Linked DNA regions of Homo sapiens: region 2 is linked to region 1. The links are chromatin loops, found by intact Hi-C in ENCODE. Cell type or tissue: Calu3. All regions are shown on one strand. Links, peaks and the distances in the headings refer to the core of each region. The heading gives the core; the rest is flanking DNA.

The links. Peaks named below come from ENCODE experiments on the same cell type or tissue, not always from the same donor. Only the 100,000 strongest peaks of a DNase experiment are listed, where the experiment ranks them.
Region 2: a loop joins it to region 1, with 2.5 times the contacts of the local background. A loop is called at or near these places in 1 of 110 quality-filtered maps.

The regions. Positions count from the first base shown.
Region 1 is chr12:91,948,637-91,959,092 of GRCh38, forward strand. The region is part of intron 3 of LOC105369901 (a long non-coding RNA gene); the gene reads right to left. Among named protein-coding and RNA genes, the nearest start is that of LINC02404, 79 kb to the left of the region's middle. In Calu3, for the core only: no CTCF peak of the experiment used is centred there; a DNase peak (open chromatin) is centred at 4,465.
Region 2 is chr12:92,065,427-92,075,882 of GRCh38, forward strand. The region is part of intron 1 of LINC01619 (long intergenic non-protein coding RNA 1619); the gene reads right to left. Among named protein-coding and RNA genes, the nearest start is that of LINC01619, 72 kb to the right of the region's middle. In Calu3, for the core only: a CTCF peak has its summit at 5,036; DNase peaks (open chromatin) are centred at 5,045 and 5,865.

The DNA of each region.
Region 1 (10,456 bases), core at 2,392-7,391:
CTTACACAGCCAGGAATATTTTGAAGCAAGCACTGCTGGCAGAAACATTGAGGTTTTCAACTGCATGCGGCCTTCCTGGGGACAGATGATAACATCCTGTTCTGAGTTATGGGTACATGTTGCTGAATACAAGGTCGCAGTATTCTAATCTCTTCCTCTTTTTTTCTCCCATAGTAAACAAGACTGAAGCCCATTTGAAGCCATGAATAAAAAACAGAATCAGTTGCTAAACCCTGCAGCCTTGAACCTGTACCCATTATGGGACCTGAATTCCTATATGGACACAAAGAGTATGAAAATTCCAAGCCCAGAACTTGAGCAAACACTGAAATGAGGCTCTTGCCTTTCCCAGGGCTCCACAGAGGTACTCAAGATTTCTATTTGGCCCTTTAATATCTGCTTAGCCTTTCTTTTTAACATAATTTATTGTTTGTACATTATTTTCTATTTTTTCTTAATTTCCCTGAATATTTAAACACACTCATTTTAAGATTACATTCTTTTTATACTAATCTGAAGTTCCTTGGATGTAGACAGAAAGTCTACACCACTCAGAACACACATAGTAACATTATCCATTCCAAAATGTGCTCACGAAAAGTATCTATGATGCCAAAAGGAAACCAAATGAGAGAAAATCAGAAGAAAAGGAAAGGGAACAAATTGGCTGTGCGCGGTGGCTCAAGCCTGTAATCCCAGCAAGTTGGGAGGCAAAGGCATGTGGATCACGAGGTCAGGAGATTGAGACCATCCTGGCTAACATGGTGAAACCCCATCTCTACTAAAAATACAAAAAATTAGCCGAGCGTGGTGGCGGGCGCCTGTAGTCCCAGCTACTCAGGAGGCTGAGGCAGGAGAATGGCATGAACCCGGGAGGCGCAGCTTGCAGTGAGCCAAGATCTCGCCACTGCACTCCAGCCTGGGTGACACAGCGAGACTCCATCTCAAAAAAAGAAAAGAAAAGAAAAAAAAAACAGAAAAGAAAAGGGAACAAATTACATCCAAGGAAACTCAGATTACTACAAAGAAAATGCAATTTTAAAAAGAGTATGTTTAAACAGTCAAGAAGATAAAGTAGAAGATGCCCAAAGTATAGGCATCTTTATGACTCACAGGCCCTCATGAAAGAACTACCAGAGGATACACACTGGCAAGAAACAAAATGAATCCCATAAGCAAAGGGAACTAAAAGCAATTATGAGCAAATAAATGAATCTAAAGGAAACATGTTGACCTTTCACATTATACAGATATTACAGAAGTATTCAATAATATATGGTATTATAGAAGTCTCTGTGCTTTTCTATAATGTAATTATCTTCCTCAATTTTTTAAAAAAGCAATAAAAATAGCAACAGTTAACATTTATAGTTGTTTACCATGTTTCAGGCACTGTACTAAGATTTTATGATGGTTTATCTCATTTATTTCCCGCAACAACCTTGCAAGACATATCTACTTGTTATTCTCATTTTATAGATGTCACAACTGAGGTATAGAGCAGTCATTTTTTTCAAGATCATATAGATAGCAAACAATAAAAATGAATCTGTGCGACCTAGGGAAAGTCAAAATGCAATTTCCTCATCTGTGAAACAAATATATGGATAGTTGCTCTGACCATATTCTAAGGTTATGTGAAGTTGAAATAATACTAATACATGTTAACGTGCTTTAGAAATTGCACTGTACAACTTGAAGTTATAATAAAAATAGAATGTGTGCCAAATTTTAAGAAGGACATTTTGCCACTAGTTAATAGATGATGACATATTTTTATTCATCCATTCAAAATATTCTTTTAATATGGCTTCAGTAGCTAAATATAATTTTGAGGTTATAAAGTAGTAGTGCATTTTTCAGTTTGCTTGCTTGTTTATTTCTGGCTCATTTTGCTCCAGAAAAAAATTTCAGGCAGCTAACAAAGGGTATACAATAATAATTAATAATAATAATAATATTATAAAAGGACTCATCTTGTTTTTTATTTTTAAAATACAACTTAGATTTTATTTCTGAATATACACACTTTTCAAAAGCAACTTGTTATTAATTTAAAACGTAACTTTGCTCCATATGTCCTCTGTCACCACCCGTACTCCGACACACAAATTTAAGCAGCAGGAAAAGTTCATATTGTCTCTTTTAAAACATGAAACTTGCTAATTTTCATACTGCTGTGGCATGGTTCAAGCTAATGATGTCATAATGTGATATTAAAGTAGTAACTACTGGCCAGGCACGGGGGCTCACGCCTGTAATCCCAGCACTTTGGGAGGCCGAGGTGGGCAGATTACCTGAAGTCAGGAGTTCAAGACCAGCCTGGCCAACATGGCGAAACCCCATCTCTACTAAAAATACAAAAATTAGCCGGACGTGATGGCGCACGTCTGTAACCCCAGCTACTCAGGAGGCTGAGGCAGGAGAATCACTTGAGCCCTGGAGGTGGAGGCTGTAGTGAGCCAAGATTGCACCACTGCACTCCAGCCTGGGCAACTGAGCAAGACTCTGTGTCTCAAAGTAAATAAATAAATAAATAAATAAATAAATAAATAAATAAATAAATAAAATAAAGTGGTAGCTCCTGCAGTTATAACAGCCTAATTGGGCAGCTGACATCACAATAGTATTGCTAAAATGTTGGATTTTACTCGATTTCCATAAGAAAATGGAATCTGACACTCATTGCATGCTAATCATTGCAATTTAGTATGTCCCTTATTTATTTTGGATAAGCATTTCATTCTCAAATAAAGAATTAAGTGAGAAAAATGAGCTAAAATTCGATAGAGACACTGGTTGGCAGCCATTTCTTTTGGCTCCCATAATACAGAATTTTTAAGCCTATAGAAAATGAGAACAGATGTAGATAATGACACAATTTGTTATTTATGAATGCAGGTTTTCTCTGAAGATTTAGGAATTATCATGAGAACTATTCACTGAACCTCAAAAAAATCAATAAATATTAATATCAGAATGCAAATGTTTTTACTATAATTTAAAACATGAAGAATATTTACCCATTTTGCTTTTGAAAACTCCAGGCCAGCCTGAATACTTATTAACTGTGTGTCATCAGATGATTCAGAGAGCTTCTCTGAACTACTTGAAATTCTCAAGCAAGGCAATAAGAACACATCCTCAATAAAGAAAAGCTTGTGCATTGTTCTGTCTAAATTTCCACTGGCTCTCATAGCTTAGCAAAAAAAAGGACTGAATATGTCATCAAGAAACCTGGGCTCTGGCTAAGTGCAGTGTAATTCCTGTAATGTCTGTAATTCCGGCACTTCGGGAGGTTGAGGCGGGCGGATCACTTGATGTCGGGAGTTCAAGACCAGCCTGGCCAACATGGTGAAACCCTGTCTCTACTAAACATACAAATATTACCCAGGTGTGGTAGCAGGCACCTATAATCCCAGTTGCTGGAGAGGCCGGGGTGGGAGAAGTGCTTGAGCCTTGGAGGCAGAGGTTGCAGTGAGCTGAGATTGTGCCGCTGCTCTCCAGCCTGGGTGGCCAAGTGAGACTCTGTCTTAAAGAAAAGAAAAAAAAAAAAAAGGGAGAATCTGTCTTTAAAAAAAAGGAACCTGGGATCAAATATTAGCCTTACCACTTAATAGCCCTTTGTGATTTCAGGTAAGTTCCTTAAACATGAGTTACATTTTCCACATCTATAAAACGACAATAATGATACCTCCTGCAAAGGGTTATTTGAAGATAAAATGAGAACAGAACCTTGTATACAGTTAATTATATCTAATTTAGAAGTGAGAATATTCAACAAAATTATTAATTAACCTTTGGGAATTCTATTTTGACTAATATGAAGCTGATGACACCTATCTGATGGAAATTAAATGACAAGACATATGTACATATTGTCCTCAAGTTACCAGTTACGATAGTTTGTATGGGACCTTCCTTTCACTTAAACACTTAGAGAACATTGTAGGTTTATTAATTGGCCTAATTTCCATATTGTTGTGTCTCAGGTAATAGAGAGGCCCAACACAGTTGTATGGGACCTGACTAGAAGCATATATATATATATATATATATATATATATATGTATATATATGTATATATATGCAAATCTGTTATGACAAATTGGTTCAATCTTTAATATCATGAGTTCAGAGCAATGAATTGGGTCACTAAATTTATTTAATCATTAAAAGTCTATTGCTTTTGTTGTAAGACTACTGTTTGGGACCATTCTAAGAGAAATGCAATAAAGAATTGACTTAATGAAAAATCATCCAGCTAACACACTATGCAAACATCAAAGAGCAGAGAGACTTGTTCCAAAGCTTCTTGGCAATCATTTATTCCTATCCTCTACTGAATCCAAGATGTCCTGTGTGGTGCCTCAGGCAGCTCCAGGCAATAGGGAGAGGGAAAGTTTAGCTCCTGCTCCACTTCTTTACCTTGATTCCACCAGCACTGCCTTTACAACTTTCAAACACTGACCTTTTGTCTAAGATTACATTTGCACAAAGGGTTTGGTTACTTATAAAAATGTTTAACTAGCTGATATTCCAACTTCCTCATTTTAGAAAGGAGGAAATTGAAGGCCAGAGAGGTAGCACAGGTCACTTAAGATTCCTTCAGAATCAGGAGCAGAAAAAAAAAATGTCCAGTCTTTTAATCCAGGTTATTTCCACCACATTGCTTTCTTGATGATAAGATTAATCCCTATCATGTACTAAATGTTGAGCATCTTACTTGGTGTTCCACCTGTATTTACCAATGAATAATTGATAAATACATTCCCTTACTTGGTGTTTTACCTGTGTTTACCAATGAATCCAGCAAAATCTCTAAATATTTGCCTCATTTGAAGATAAAGTTCAAGAATGTTAAGCAACTTACACAAGCCTACATTCAAATCCAATCTAACTGGAAATCCTGTACATGTATTTTCCAAGTTTAGATAAACTTAAATGTTTCTTGTTGGCCATCAAAACAACAGATCATCCTAAGGTGACCCAGGGGGATAAAGAGAGAATGGGTAGTTTATTGCCAAATTTTGGCTCTACTTTTTATGTGTGCTTTATTAAAATTGAAGAACAATGAATATAGTTATAGAAAGACCAAATGAAAACCTTATTTGAGAATTGCTTTCATCTCTTTCTGCCCTAAGATTATCAATAATCACTTCTTATTTTATGTTGATACTATATTTTATTAGAATAAGCATGTGGCTTTTCCAGTCTTTGATGTATCATAGATCATGCGTTTGTACATATTAATTTCTTTCCTTGTTCAAAAGGTTTGCTGCTTATATTGCAAATCAAATTTGTACATGTGCTCACAGGAGGGGAATATTGCAAAGATGTTTTCCACTGGCATTATCATTTTTCAAGTTGCATGTTTAAACCAGTTTTCTTTATCTCTTGTATCCTTTAACTCAGATACATAATGTAGTTTTAGCATAATTGTGATACAACTCTGTTTTTGTCCTGTTTTGTTTTTTTTCAAATGTAAATCTGCATTTCATTTGTACAGAACATCAAGGTAAAAATATGTATGTAGTTCTTAAAAATCTCTATAATATGAAACTATGGCAGATAGATCTAAAAAGAGGCTATAAACAGAAAAGTAATATGTAAATGCAATCAAATTTTAAAAGAGAATGACAATAACATTATACTGAATAGAGTGGGGTAACCAGAAAGAGAACACAAGTATATCTCGTTTTATTCACCTTGCTCTATTGTGCTTCACAGATACTGCATTTTTTACTAATTGAAGCTTTGTGGCAATCCTTCGCCCAACAAGTCAGTTGGCACCGTTTTTCAAACAGCATGTGCTCACTTCATATCTCTGTGTCACATTTTCATAATTCTCAAAATATTTAAACCTTTTCCCTTATTGTCATATCTGTTATGGGTAATCTGTGATTAGTGATATTTGGTGTTGCTATTGTAATTGTTCTGGGGCACTGTAAACCTCACCAATCTGACAGCAAATGCAGTGGGTAAATATTGTATGTGTTCTGATTGCTGCACCATCTGGCTGTTCTCCCATCTCTCTCCCTTGCCTTGGGCCTCCCTATTGCCTGAGACACAACAATACGGAAATTAGGCCAATTAATAAACCTACAATGTCCTCTAAATATTTAAGTGAAAGGAAGAATCACACAGCTTTCACTATAAATCAAAAGCTAGAAATGATTAGCCTTACTGAGAAAAGCATGTGGAAAGCTGCAACAGGCCAAAAGCGAAGTCTCTTGTGCCAAACAATCAAGTTGTAAAGGTAAAGGAAAAGTTCTTGAAGAAAATTCCAAGTGCTATTCCAGTGAACATGCGAATGATAAGAAAGAAAAACAGCTTTATTGCTGATAGGGAGAGTTTTAGTGGTCTGGATACAAGATCAAACCAGTCACACCATTCCCTTAAACTAAAGCCTAATCTAGAGAAAAGCTCTAACTCTCTGCAATTTTATGAAGCCTGAAAGAGATGAGGAAGCTGCAGAAGAAAATTTGTAAGCTAGTAGAGGTTGCTTCGTGAGATTTAAGGAAAGAATCCACCTCCATAACATAAAAGCACAAGGTGAAGTAGTAAGTGCTTGATGGAGAATTTGCAGCAAGTGATCCAGAAGATCTAGCTAAGATCGTTGATGAAGGCGGCTATACCAAACAACAGATTTTCAATGCAGATGAAACAGCCTTATATTAGAAGAAATGCCTTTTAGGACTTTCATAGCTAGAAAGGAAAAGTCAATGCCTGACTTCAAAGCTCCAAAGGACAGGCTTACTCTATTGTTAGGGGTTAACACAGCTAGTAACTTTTTGAGTTGAAACCAGTGCTCATCTACCATTTCAAAAATTCTTGTGTCTGTAAAAATCATGCTAAATTGACTCTCTCTGTGTTCTATAAATAAAACTACAAAGTCTGGATGACAGCACATCTGTTTACAGCATGACTTACTGAAATATTTTAAGCCATCTGTTGAGACCTATTGCTCAGGAAAAAAAAAAAAACTCCTTTCAAAATATTGCTGTTCATTGACAATGCACCTGGTCATCCAAGAGCTCTGATGGAGATGTACATGGAAATTAATGTTATTTTCATGCCTGCTAATACAACATCCATTCTACAATCCATGAGTCAAAGAGTAATTTTGACTTTTAAGTATTATTACTTAAGAAATACATTTCAAGGCCACAAGTGGTGACTCATGCCACCTCTCTTTTGAGGGCAGAGGTGGGAGGATTGCTTGAGGCCAGGAGTTTGAAACCAGCCTGGGCAACATCTATACAAAAAAAATTAAAAAAAAAATTATCCAGGCACAGTGGCACATGCCTATAGTCCCAGCTAATTGGTAGGCTGAAGCAGAAGGATTGCTTGAGCCCAGTAGTTCAAGACTGCAGTGAGCTATAATCATGCCACTGTATTTCAGGCTGGGTGATAGAGGAGAGATCTCATCTCTTGAAAAAGACAAAAAAAAAAGAAATACGTTTCATAAGGTTATCGTTGACATAGATAGTGACTCCTTTAATGAATCTGGGCTAAGTACATTGAAAATCTTTTGGAAATGATTCACCATTCTAGATGCCCTTAAGAATGCCCATAATTCATGGAAGAAAGTCAAATATCAATATGAATAGGTGTTTGAAAAAGCTGATTCCAGCTCTCATGGATAACTTTGAGGGATTCGTGGCTTGAGTAGAGGAAGTAACTGCAGATGTGGAGGAAAGAATAAGAGAATTCGAATTAGAAGTGGAGTCTGAAGATGCAACTGAATTGCTGCAATTTCATGGTAAAACTGGAATGGATGAGGAGTTGCTACTCATATATGAGTGAAAAAAGTGATTTCTTGAGAAGGAAACTACTTCTGGGGAAGATGTTGTGAACATGGTTGAAATGACAACATAGGATTTACAGTGTTACATAAACTTAGTTGATAAAGCAGTGGCAGGGTTTAAGATTGACTTCAATTTTGAAAGAAGTTCTACTATGAGTAAAATGCTATCAAACACTATCACAGGCTACAGAGAAATCTTTCGTGAAAGCAAGAGTGAATCAATGCAGCAAACTTTACGGTTGTCTTATTTTAAGAAACGTTACAGTCACCCCAACCTTCAGCAACCACCATCCTGATCATTTGGCAGCCATCAACATTGAGGTAAAACCCTCCACCAGCATACACTAGGATTTGCTGAAAGCTCAAATAATCATTAGCATTTTTTAGCCAGAAAGTATTTTTTAAATTAAGGGATGTACACTGCCTTTTAGGAAAAAATGCTATTGCATGCTTAATACACTCGAGTGCTGTGTAAACATAACTTTTAAATGCACTGGGAAGCCAAAATATTTTGTGACTCACTTTATTGTGATATTCTTTTTGTTGTTGCTGTTGTTGCTTTTTGCTGTGATCTGGAACTGAACCCAGAATATCTTCAAGGTATGCCTGTATTTTTATCTTATTATTATTTAAACCTTTAAAACAATCTTTTACTGACAAATGGGATCTAATTAAACTAAAGAGCTACATCACAGCAAAAGAAACTATCATAAACAGGCAAGCTACAGAATGGGAGGAAATTTTTGCAATCTACCCATCTGACAAAGGTCTAATATCCAGAATCTGCAAGGAATTTAAACAAATTTACAAGAAAAAAACAACCCCATCAAAATTGGGTGAAGGATATGAACAGACACTTCTCAAAAGAAGACATTTATGCAGCCAACAAACATGAAAAAAAGCTCATCATCACTGGTCATTAGAGAAATGCAAATCAAAACCACAATGAGATACCACCTCATGCCAGTTAGAATGACAATTATTAAAAAGTCAGGAAACAACAGATGCTGCAGAGGATGTGGAGAAATAGGAACACTTTTACAGTGTTGGTGGGAGTGTAAATTAGTTCAGCCATTGTGGAAGACAGTGTGGCTATTCCTCAAGGATCCAGAACAAGAAATACCATTTGACCCAGCCATCCCATTACTGGGTGTATACCCAAAGGATTATAAATAATTCAACTATAAAGACACATGCACACATGTGTTTATTGCAGCACTACTTAAAATAGCAAAGACTTGAAACCAACCCAAATGCCCATCAATGATAGACTGGATAAAGAAAATGTAGCATGTATACACCATGGAATACTATGCAGCCATAAAAAAGAATGAGTTCATGTCCTTTGCAGGGACTTGGATGAAGCTGGAAGCCATCATTCTCAGCAAACTAACACAGGAACAGAAAACCAAACACCGCATGTTCTCACTCATAATTGGGAGCCAAACAATGAGAACACATGGACACAGGGAGGGGAACATCACACACCAGGGCCTGTCAGGGGGTTAGGGGAAAGGAGAGGGAGAGCATTAGGACAAATACCTAATTCATGCGAGGCTTAAAATCTAGGTGATGGGTTGGTAGGTGCAGCAAACCTCCATGGCATATGTATACCTATGTGACAAACCTGCATGTTCTGCACATGTATCCCAGAACATTAAGAAAAAATTAAAAAAAAATTAGTAGTTGCCATAAGGTTTAAAATATAACTCTTTAATTAATCATAGTCTAGCTTAAAATAATATTATAATACTTTGCTTGTAGTGTAATAAACTTACAACAGTATACTACCAACTTCTCCCTTCCATTATTCATGCTAGTATTATCAGATATTTCACTTTTACATACACTACATACCCAGAATAGATTGCCACTATTTTTGCTTTAAACAAACCATTATCTCTTAGTGATTAAAATAATGAAAAATAATTTTTATATTAAAATTTATTTTTACTATTTTTCAGAACTCTTCTTCTGTATAGATCCAAGTTTCTATGTGGTGTTAAAACCTTTCTATCTGAAAGACATTCTTTAATACTTTTTTGTAAGGTGGTTATCATGGGAATTAATTCAGTTTTTGTTTGTCTGAAAAAGTCATTATTTATCCTTTGTTTCGGGAAAATATTTTGCTGGGTAAAAAATTCTGGATTAACAGGGTTTTCTTTTTTTCCCTGCCAATTTAAAGATGTTACTGTACTGTCTCCTGGCTTGTATAGTTTCAAATGAGAAATCTATTGTAATTCTTAATCTTCAAGTTTTTCTTCTCTCTTTCTTCTCCTAAGATACCCATTATGTAGGTACTAGACTATTTGACATTGTCCTGCAGCTCTCAGATGTTCTTTTTAAAACTGTTATTATTTTTTTAACTCCTATATCTCTTACTTTGAGTAATTTCTACTAACATATTGTCAAATTTGTGAATCCTTTTCTTGTCTACGTCTAGTCTACTGATAATCCTGTCAAAGGCAATCATCATCTTTGTTACCTTGGTTTTTCCTGTGATTTTTTAGTTGATGAGTCAATCTAGTCCGAAGTTGAGCTGGGGTTGGGTTGTGATGTTGCTCTGATTACCCTCAGTGCACCACCAGTTTCAAATTCCTTTCATATTACCTCGTGCTTAGAGTAGGGTTTCTCTCAATGTTCTAA
Region 2 (10,456 bases), core at 2,124-7,123, 120 kb after region 1:
GAAGTAGGACATGAAACAGAGTTCAGGCATTCACAGAATCTTGCATTCCCTTAAATCAATTCTCAGCTAAAGGAAAAAAAAATACAGCAGAGTTGGGGAGTGGGAGCATTTAGCAAGAGTTTAAAGTAGCTGATTTCTAATGTTGACTACATTATAATGTCCCTTACAATCCTAAGATTCTATGACTCCATAAGTTTATGTGATGACAAAAAGTTTCTGCTTTTTCAAGTACAGAAAAAAAAAGAGAAGAGGCTATGTTTTATGTAATAATAAAATTTAACAGAGAACTGCACCCTCCCACCTCCAAAAAAAATGTCCTGGTGACTATAAAGTTGTCTTGGGCTAGGCAATCTGCATATAGAATTCTGTTCCTTAAAAATTTTTTGGCACTGAGTCAGAACTTGATTTGTAGAAATGACACCTCCCCAATACTTCTTTTAGAGCAGTGAGGGGGAGGTAGAATGAACTGAGTTAGAACTTTACCTTAGACTTTTTGTAAAGGTCACCAAAGGGAAAATCCATAAAGAGTCATTGCCCTTTAGTCACTTACACGTATGAAATGTGTTGTCCTAGGATGAAAGAGAATCATTACTGTACATCACATTTCGGATTAAATAATTGTTGTGTCTTGCTTTTTTTTCATGACTTTAAATAGAATTCAGGTTGAAATGAACCTGGATTAATAGGAGATGTTTCTAAATATGTCAGTTGTGCTTTTTTGATATGCATGGATGTCATTCTACTATTTTGTTGGCATAATTGCTAGCAAATCCCCATAACTGATATTCAAATTTTAGTATAGATGTAAGTAAAAGTGTGTCCAGTTATCAAAATATAGATATAAGTAAAATTGTGTCTTAGTTATCAAAATACCAAATTTCATTTGAGCAAAAGAAATGAGGGGAGAGAAGATGGATATATTAACTTCTCTGATAAGCAACATACTACCCTGCTGCTTTCTCTAGCTACTTACTACAGAAAGAGTGCATGGTCATGAGATGCATGGAGTCTCTAGTATCTAACTGAACACAAAGAAACTTCTCTAATGGCTAGTCATGTTAAGTGATACAAGAGATGCATCCACTGGAAAAGACTGTGGCTCACTTTGAGGATGAGTATAATGTCACAGGATCAAAATATTTGAAAGAGAGAATTTGGAAGCTAAGGTTAATTTAGAATCTATAATTGCTCAGAGTTTTCTTCCCCTCCACAACCAATTCAAGTCTCTCTTAGACTCCTGAATCAAATAGCTGGTGGAGCCCATAAGTAGTAGCAGAAGTCAGTGAAACTAAATAGAGGATCAATAATTGTATATACACACATATATATATGAATGTATGTATACACACATACATGTATGTATATGGAAGTGTATACATAGATATATATCTATACATTTTTTTTCTTTTTGAGACAGAGTGTCATTCTGTTGTCCCAGCCGAGTGCAGTGGCACAATCTCGGCTCAATGCAACCTTTGCTTCCTGGGTTCAAGCGATTCTCATGCTTCAGCCTCTCAAATAGCTGTGATTACAGTCATGTGCCACCATGTTCAGCTAATTTTTGTATTTTTAGTAGAGACGGGGTTTCACCGTGTTGGCCAGGCTGGTCTTGAACTCTTGGCCTCAAGTGATCCACCCGCCTTAGCCTCCCAGAGTGCTGGGATTACAGGTATGAGCCGCCATGCCATGCCCGGACTATATGTATGTATTGAAGATAAACACATACATATATGGAGATTATAGATACACATATGTATATCATATATATCCATACATCCATACATATGGTGTGTGTGTGTATATATATATATGTTTACTATATGCGTGCACACACACACACCCCCCATATATATATTTCCATAGGTATGGTGTGTATATCTCTATATGTATATACCAGATATATATATATAAAAATATATATGTATATACCTTACACATGTAGAGATATACATGTATCATATGTGTATCCATATATATGGTATATATTTAATCTATGTGTGTATCTATAATCTCCATATATGTATATGTTTATTCTCTATATATGTATAATATACACATGTATACATTTCCACACACATACATATATGCATATATACATATATTGATATATGTATGTGCATATACAATTATTGATCCTCTATTTAGTTTCACTGACTTCTACTACTACTTATGGGCTCCACCAGACATTTGATTCAGGAGTCTGAGAGAATTGAATCTGTTGCGGAGGGGAAGAAAGCTACGTGCAATTATAGATTCCAAATTAATCTTAGCTTCCAAATTCTCTCTTTCAAATATTTTGTTCCTGTGACACCATACTCAACACCTTCTTCTCAAACTGAACCAGACTCTTTTCCAATGAAAGTATATTCCATATCCATAATACATGGATATACATATACACACATATGGATATATCCATGTACATATATGGAAATATACATGCATATATGAATACATATATACATACATATTTATATATGTATTTGATTGATTATGGCACAACTAGCTACTCAACTGATTTTTTTAACAAACCCCAATGTTATGCCATTTACAAAAAGAAATGCCTTCTGGATTAAAGACAACTGTAAAAAATAAATACTTCAAGAAAATCTAGCATATCATATATACATATATGTACAATCTATTATGTGGAAGGAGGCTTTCTTGTCAAAATGGAGAAGATATAAAAGAAAAGAGAGACTTACTTGATCATATAAGAATTTAAAACATTTTGTTAAAAGAAAGATTCCACAACAAGGTCAGTAGACTAATGATAGGTTTGGAAATATTTGTGGCATCAGCAACAGTTGGGTTTTTTGTGTTTTTTTGTTTTGTTTTGCAAATTGACAAAAGCAAAGACAATGAATAACGGAAAAAAAGGATAAAGAATTCAAATAGGATATTTACATAGGGGCAATGACCAACAAGCAAATGAAAATATTCTCACATTAAATCATAGTCGGGGAAATGTAAATTAAAGTTACAATGATATATATATTTTTATGTCCATCAGACTGGCAAAAATTGAAATGATCAATAACCTCTATTAGTGGTAGGTATATGGAAAAATGGATGTTCATACATGCTGAGAAAAATTTAACTGTAAAAACTGTTTTGGAAAGCCATTTCGCAGCAGACATAAAAAAACTGAAGATACATGCACCATTTAACCCTGCAATCTCTCTCCTTGGCAACTCTCCCAGACCAATATTACATAGAGCATGTGTAAAAGGGCACCTAATGTCAGTGTTTATAATAGCAAGAAAAGGAGAAGGGACAGGGATCAAAGTAAATGCCAGTCAATAGGGAATGTCTGAATAGGTAACAGCTCATCCACACCATGGATTATTAGGCAGCAGTTCCAAGGAGTTAGACTCATTAGAGCTAAATTTCTACTTATAAGAGATTTCTGTACAGTTATGCTTTACATGAAAAAAGAGATGTAGAAAGTATATATTATGCAATGCTCATAAAACAAACAATAACAAAACTTCCCTTATACATGTGTGTAAGTGTAAAAAGTGTATATATGATATGAGCAAGGGGAAAAATGTAAAAGTACATATCAAGTCACAAACGAGTTACATGGCAGAGAGGGGTGTAAAGGAGGAAAGAAAGGGAAGTAGAAGCTAAGCAAAAGTTTTAATATACTTCTCTAAATAATATATAATTATATGTGTGAGATAACATATATGCATTTATGCAAAAACTATATATATGCTTGTCTATATGAGAAATTAGAAAAAGATTGAAAAGCTAGTCTAAAAGCATGCTCAAACCATGACATAAAAATTAATAAAAAATATCTAACATTTACAGAGCCCTTTCTATTGGCAGACACTGTTCTAAACAGGTACCAACTCAATCCTCACAACAACCCTACGATGGGAATATTAATATCTTTGTTTGCAACAGAGGAGAGTCCAACTTACTTCTCTACAACTTTAGAATAGAACATTTAGTTTCAATTGCAAAACTGAAATTAAGTCAATCATCTTATTTGTTTCTTCAGTAATTTTGGCTTGTTTTCTTGGATGTCTGGATTTAGAAGACAGACTCTAACAGGATATCGTAAATAAAGAATTTAACAGGATACCATAAATATATCTACTCAACTAGCCAAGGTTGGTGAAAGTCATCTAAATCAAGGGCAACTGTCTTCACAAGTAGCCTCTTCCATCCCTCATTTGTTCAACCAGGAATCATGGAACACCTTCTGCACAATTCTGGGCCCAGGGGATTTGTTGGTGGCTATGACAGCCTCTGAATATTTGATGGCTTGGAAGGCTAATAACTCATGTTGCCCTAGCACATTTTTACCTCTTATTCTGAAACTAGGTGAGAAAAATTACTGGCTTTTTTGACAAAATGATGGGGCAGAATTCTAATCCTTTCTGGGAAAGAGACAGCTTCCAAGAACATGGCAGCTCTACCTAATCCAAACTCATGCATGGAAAATAACAGTGAAAGAGCCACAAAAGCAGCCCTCGATAGCTGCCTATGACTGGCACATAGCAAATAATTTCTTCATCACTAGCATTTTAGAGAGAAGTTAGGGGTTGCTAGTTTTTCCTTCTATTTGCATATCTAATTTAAGTATTCTTTGATCTTCCACCTTTATGAAGAGATGCCAAGCACCAGATCATCAACAATAGAATGCTTGATGCTCAAACACCATGACTCCCCACTCCATTTCTCTCCATTCTCTTCCGAAATCCACTTTGTGAGAACCCCTACTAAGGTCACAGTGTTAAAACAGAGATTGTGATCCGGGTAAGGCTACAGAAAGTCACTAATGAATTTATTGAGCAAGAGATGCCACTGAGAAAACCCAGGGCACTGGTCTACCGCTCTGAGTTTGGACCCTGATGAAGTCCCGAATCTGTAAATACACAAATTAAGAAAGCACTTCGATGTCTTGCAGCTCTGAGTGTCCAAGAGCCAAGATGTTCAATTGCACATGTGTGTTTTTGCAGGCTTCTGGCTTTTCCTTCTCTCTCTTAATCTGGCTGCCTCTCACGCCACCTCTGGCAAGGTACACTCTGGGGAGGCCAGAACAAAGTTTCCATCCAGTCATTCCCTTCGGTTAATTATTAGCAGCTCTGGTAAAAGTTGTTAGTGGGGCCGTTGGAAACAACAAACTGAAAATATGTTTTTAGTTTAACCATAAAGTTCATTTGTTTGGGGATTTCAGGAATCCTGTCCTGAAAGGATTCCTGTCCTGCCCAAGATAACAGTGGGCAGAGGTGAGATGGTGAACTAAGAAATGATAGATAATCTTTTCTCTGTAACTAATTAGCTAGGTGACCCTGGTCAAAGGAGGGAAGGTAACTCACAATATGACAAGTTGGGAACTCTGTGTTCTCTCACTTAATCCTCATAAAAACATATAACCTATGTATTTTTATCTCCATTATACAAAGAGACTTAAATCCAAAACTCTCTAAACTTTGCATTAAACCGGCTTCATGCCATTTAATTTACCCAAGTTCCTGTGTTCTTACCTAAGAAAACAAGGAGTTGGAATTAGTTGCTCTCTAAAAGGTCTTTCTAACTCTATAAGACTATGAATCATTTGACCTAGCAGGAAATAAACAATATTTCTCTAATAATTTCCGCAAAGTTTTTCTCTTCTTGGCCTTTATTTCCCCGTAAATTTGGGGGGCAAGTAGATAAAATTGTATTCTTCACATAAACATGATAAAATAGCTGTTCGCTCATTAGTTGTCTAATGACAACCCCTGAGGCTATTGCTTCACTCTTGTTTATATTGCTCAGTTCCGTCAGTTTAGAAGACATTAAAAAGCAGAACTGAGTTGGCTGTTTTACGTTAGTGGTGAACTTTGTGCCTCAACTGTGTTGCAACCCCACAGTTTACTCAACTCCACCTGGCAATTCAGCTGTTTGAGATAAAGTAGATTTTCTCCTGGGGAAACCAGTAGCAATTTATCTTGTTCTTGCTCTACTGCTGGCATACAGGAGGTTGGGCATTTAATAGACAGTCATCTGCCAGTAGGAGGTAATAATTGTTTTTTAGATTAAAAACAAATGAAATATGAAGGGAGTTACTGCCATATAGGAGGAATTGGAGCCAATGCTCAAGTAGTCTTGTCTAGAGCCAATGTAAGAACTTCTGTTGGAAAACTACACTTTTATGTATATGTATGAGTTTCTGCATGTGCATGCATATGAGTGCTTTAGCGTCTTGTAGATGTGTGCATGACAGCGGGTAGGGAAACTCTGGAAAAATAGCCAGTGAAGACCCAAAGCAACTCTTATTTTCTACACTCACAAGTACTATAAGAGTTGGATCGGCCGGGCGCGGTGGCTCACGCCTGTAATCCCAGCACTTTGGGAGGCCGAGGCGGGCGGATCACGAGGTCAGGAGATCGAGACCATCCCGGCTAAAACGGTGAAACCCCGTCTCTACTAAAAATACAAAAAATTAGCCGGGCGTAGTGGCGGGCGCCTGTAGTCCCAGCTACTTGGGAGGCTGAGGCAGGAGAATGGCGTGAACCCGGGAGGCGGAGCTTGCAGTGAGCCGAGATCCCGCCACTGCACTTCAGCCTGGGCGACAGAGCGAGACTCCGTCTCAAAAAAAAAAAAAAAAAAAAAAAAAAAGAGTTGGATCAATTTCTTGTGCTTAAAATTGGGTTTTATTTTGTTTATCTTTTCCACATCCCATATGTAGCCATTTTCTAGGAAAAAATTACACTGATAGCAACAAAATAATTTTTCAAAATGTATATAAGAAACAGTGCAATGTAAGACATGTAGAAGAGAGCCAGAATATGCCTTGGTGGATTGATGAGAATGCTAAGCAACGAAAGACATTCATGCTGCAATCTATACAACTAAGCAGCCTGAAACCTCCTCCATTATTCAAGTTTGAATTCAGAAAGAAGACAATGGCCTTATTCAGCTCCAGTCAATCCTAGTGTTATGCATTGAATTATTTCCCCCTAAAAGTTGTTGACATGCTAACTCCCAATACCTGCAAATGTAACTTTACTTGAAAATAGGGTCTTTGCTAATGATCAGGTTAACATGGGGTCATTAAGGAGTGCCCTAATCCAATAGGACTGTGGACTGTGTCCTTATTAAAAGGGGGAAATTTGCACACAGAAGAAGATACACACACACAGGGAGAATGTGATGTGGATATCAATGCAGAAATTGGGGTGACGCATCTAAAGCCAAAGAATCCCGAAGATCGACAGAAAATCCCCAGGAGCTAGGAAAGAGACATGAAACAGATTCTCCCTTACAGGCTTCAGAAGGAACCAAATCTGCCAGCACCTTGCTCTTGGACTTCTAGCCACCGGAACTGTAAGTCAATACATTTCTGTTGTTTAAGCCACCCAGTTTGTAGCACAGATGCCCCTCAACTTAGGATGGGGTTATGTCACAATATTTTCAAATTATAAAGGATTTATCCAGATGTAGATACTTAATGTGTCACTTTTGCACCATCATAAAGTTGAAAAATTGCAAGTGGAACCATAATATGTTGGGAATTGTATTAATCCGTTTTCACACTGCTGATGAAGACATGCCCGAGACTAGGTAATTTATAAAGTAAAAGAAACTTAATGGACTTATAGTTCCACGTGGCTGGGGAGGCCTCACAATCATGGCGGATGGTGAAATGCACGTTTTACATGGAGGCAGCAAGACAGAATCAGAACCAAGTGAAAGGGGTTTTCCCTTATAAAACCATGAGATCTTGTGAGACTCATTCACTACCATGAGAACAATATGAGGGAAACTGCCCCCATGATTCAATTATCTCCCACCAGGTCCCTCCTACAACACGTGGGGATTATGGAAGCCACAAATCAAGATGAGATTTGGGTGGGTGGAGACACAGCCAAACTATGTCAAGAACCATATGTACTTTGTTACAGCAGCCCTAGGAAACTAATACACTTAGGTTTTCTCCCAGCCAGTTTCTACAACCACGAGTCTTTCCTTTCTCATCTTTATTGGCACAGTGTCTCTAGAGAAGAGAGAAATATTTAAGAAGAGTTGGATTTTTCCTCCACTTTCTTTTCCTTCAGTCTTGTCTTCTCTAATTTCCAAAGAGACTCTTTTTTTTTTTTTACTTTTATTTTAGGTTCAGTGGTACGTAATTGTGTATCACGGGGATTTGGTGAACAGTTTATTTCATCACCCAGGTAATAAGCATAGTACCCAATAAGCAGTTTTCTGGATCCTCACCCTTCTCCCACCCCCCCACCCTCAAGTAGGTCCCAGTGGCTGTTGCTCCATTCTTTGTGTCCAAATGTACTCAGTGTTTAGGTCCCACTTATAAGTGAGAACATGTAATATTTCGCTTTCTGTTCCTGCATTAATTCACTTAGGATAATGGCCTCCAACTCTGTCTGTGTTGCTGCAAGAGACATGATCTCACTTTTTTTTTTTTTTTTGTGAGACAGAGTCTCGCTCTGTCACCCAGGCTGGAGTGCCATGGCATGATCTCAGCTTACTGCAACCCCTGCCTCCCAGGCTCAAGCAATTCTCCTGCCTCAGTCTCCCAAGTAGCTGGGACTACAGGCACCCACCACCATGCTCAGCTAATTTTTATATTTTTTAGTAGAGATGGGGTTTCGCCATGTTGGCCAGGCTGGTCTTGAACTCCTGGCTTCAGGTGATCTGCCTGCCTCAGCCTCCCAAAATGCTGGGATTACAGGCATGAGCCACCATGCCTGGCCTTAAAATAAAAGTCCCCACTAACTCATTCTATGAGGCCAGCATTATTCTGATACCAAAACCTGACAGAGACACAACACGAAAGAGATATGTTTATAAGAAACTCCTCATATTAAAAAAAAAAGTGGCTGCCGGGTGCAGTGGCTCACGCCTGTAATCCCAGCGCTTGGGAGGTCGAGGTGGACAGATCATGAGGTCAGGAGATCACGACAATCCTGGCTAACGTGGTGAAACCCCATCTCTACTAAAAATACAAAAAAAAAAAAATAGCTGGGCGTGGTGGCAGGTGCCTGTGGTCCCAGCTACTCGGGAGGCCGAGGCAGGAGAATGGCATGAACTAGGGAGGCAGAGCTTGCAGTAAGCTGAGATTGCACCACTGCACTCCAGCCGGGATGACACAGTGAGACTCTGTCTCAAAAAAAAAAAAAAAAAAAAAAAATTAAGTGGCTAATTCTACCCAAAGGCCAAATAGAAAAGAAAAGAAAAAAAGGGCAGCTATTGAATTGATCTCGGAACTTATCTCCCCAAAACGTTTGAGCTGAGAACTCTTGGGCCTGGATGGCCCAACAGTAGTTGAAGAAGAGAACAGAAAAACAATTTGCCTCTAGAGAGTCCTTCAGTTCAGGTGTGATATCAAATAATCTAATTGGATTCAGATATTCTGCTTGCAATACATGCTTTAAGATAGCTGCAGTGTTTTTAAGCAGCTGATTGGGCCATATATTTAGATAGGTTTGGTTTTCCAGTTTTGCTACTGTTGTGTCTTCTTAGAGAATTATGGATGAATCCTGATACTTAGAATTAGGTTGGAGTTAGCTGTTGTGTAAAGGAGTAGCTGAAAGGACTGACATAGAGAAGATGCTTTCTCGTATTAATTTAGGAAGGAAGGTGGGTTCAAACAGCTGAGAGGTGAACAGATGGCAGTGCATGCCGGGAGTTCCTGGCAAAAAATCAGTCACTAGAAGGGGAGGTTGAATGGAATGCTTTTGTGTCCAGGTTGCAGGAGAAACAGGAAGCTGAGACTAGATTTGGCAGCTTCTAATACAAAATTTATTAAAGTGAATTGAATTTTATTGTAAACAAATGACAATTTATTTTTCATATCTCTGCTCAATTTCCTCAGATACTTTTCTTGTGAGAGTTGAGCCTCTTAAATCACTATTCTCAGAGAATAGAAAATTCAAATATGACAACGGGGTTTAAACTGTCCATATCATTAAGCTTTGAAAAGATGGCAGGAATCTAAGAAAAAGATCCAAATATTGAGAAGACGTATTCCTTTCTTTCCATGATAAAAATCACAGAAAAAAAAATACTGCATAGGCATAGAGTTAATAAAAGATTAGGATCTTGATCTTTCAATGAGAAAACCTGAGCTTCTGGACAGTTCTAGGAAAAGCCACTGGAAGCTGTTGTCTTTGTAATGAAGGGTTCTTCTGCCAGATAACATGTGCTGTTGAAAGGCAAGTCTTTGCTGCATGACTGGTCACTCTAAGCATGCCTCTGACAAGGACACTTTAGAGGTAGCCACTGTTTCTGAACCAAGCCAGTTTCAAATACTCTTCCTTGCTCAGCAATGGACTATACTTCTTTTTTCACTTTGAGGCCTGTCCCCAAAAGCTGTCTAATAAGCCTTATAGCAGATACCAAAGGCAATTCAAATTCACTTTGAATCATGCTTCAGGAATCAGCTGCCGCAGACAGTGGTGCAACGACACATGCAAATTTCAAATAGCTAAGATAC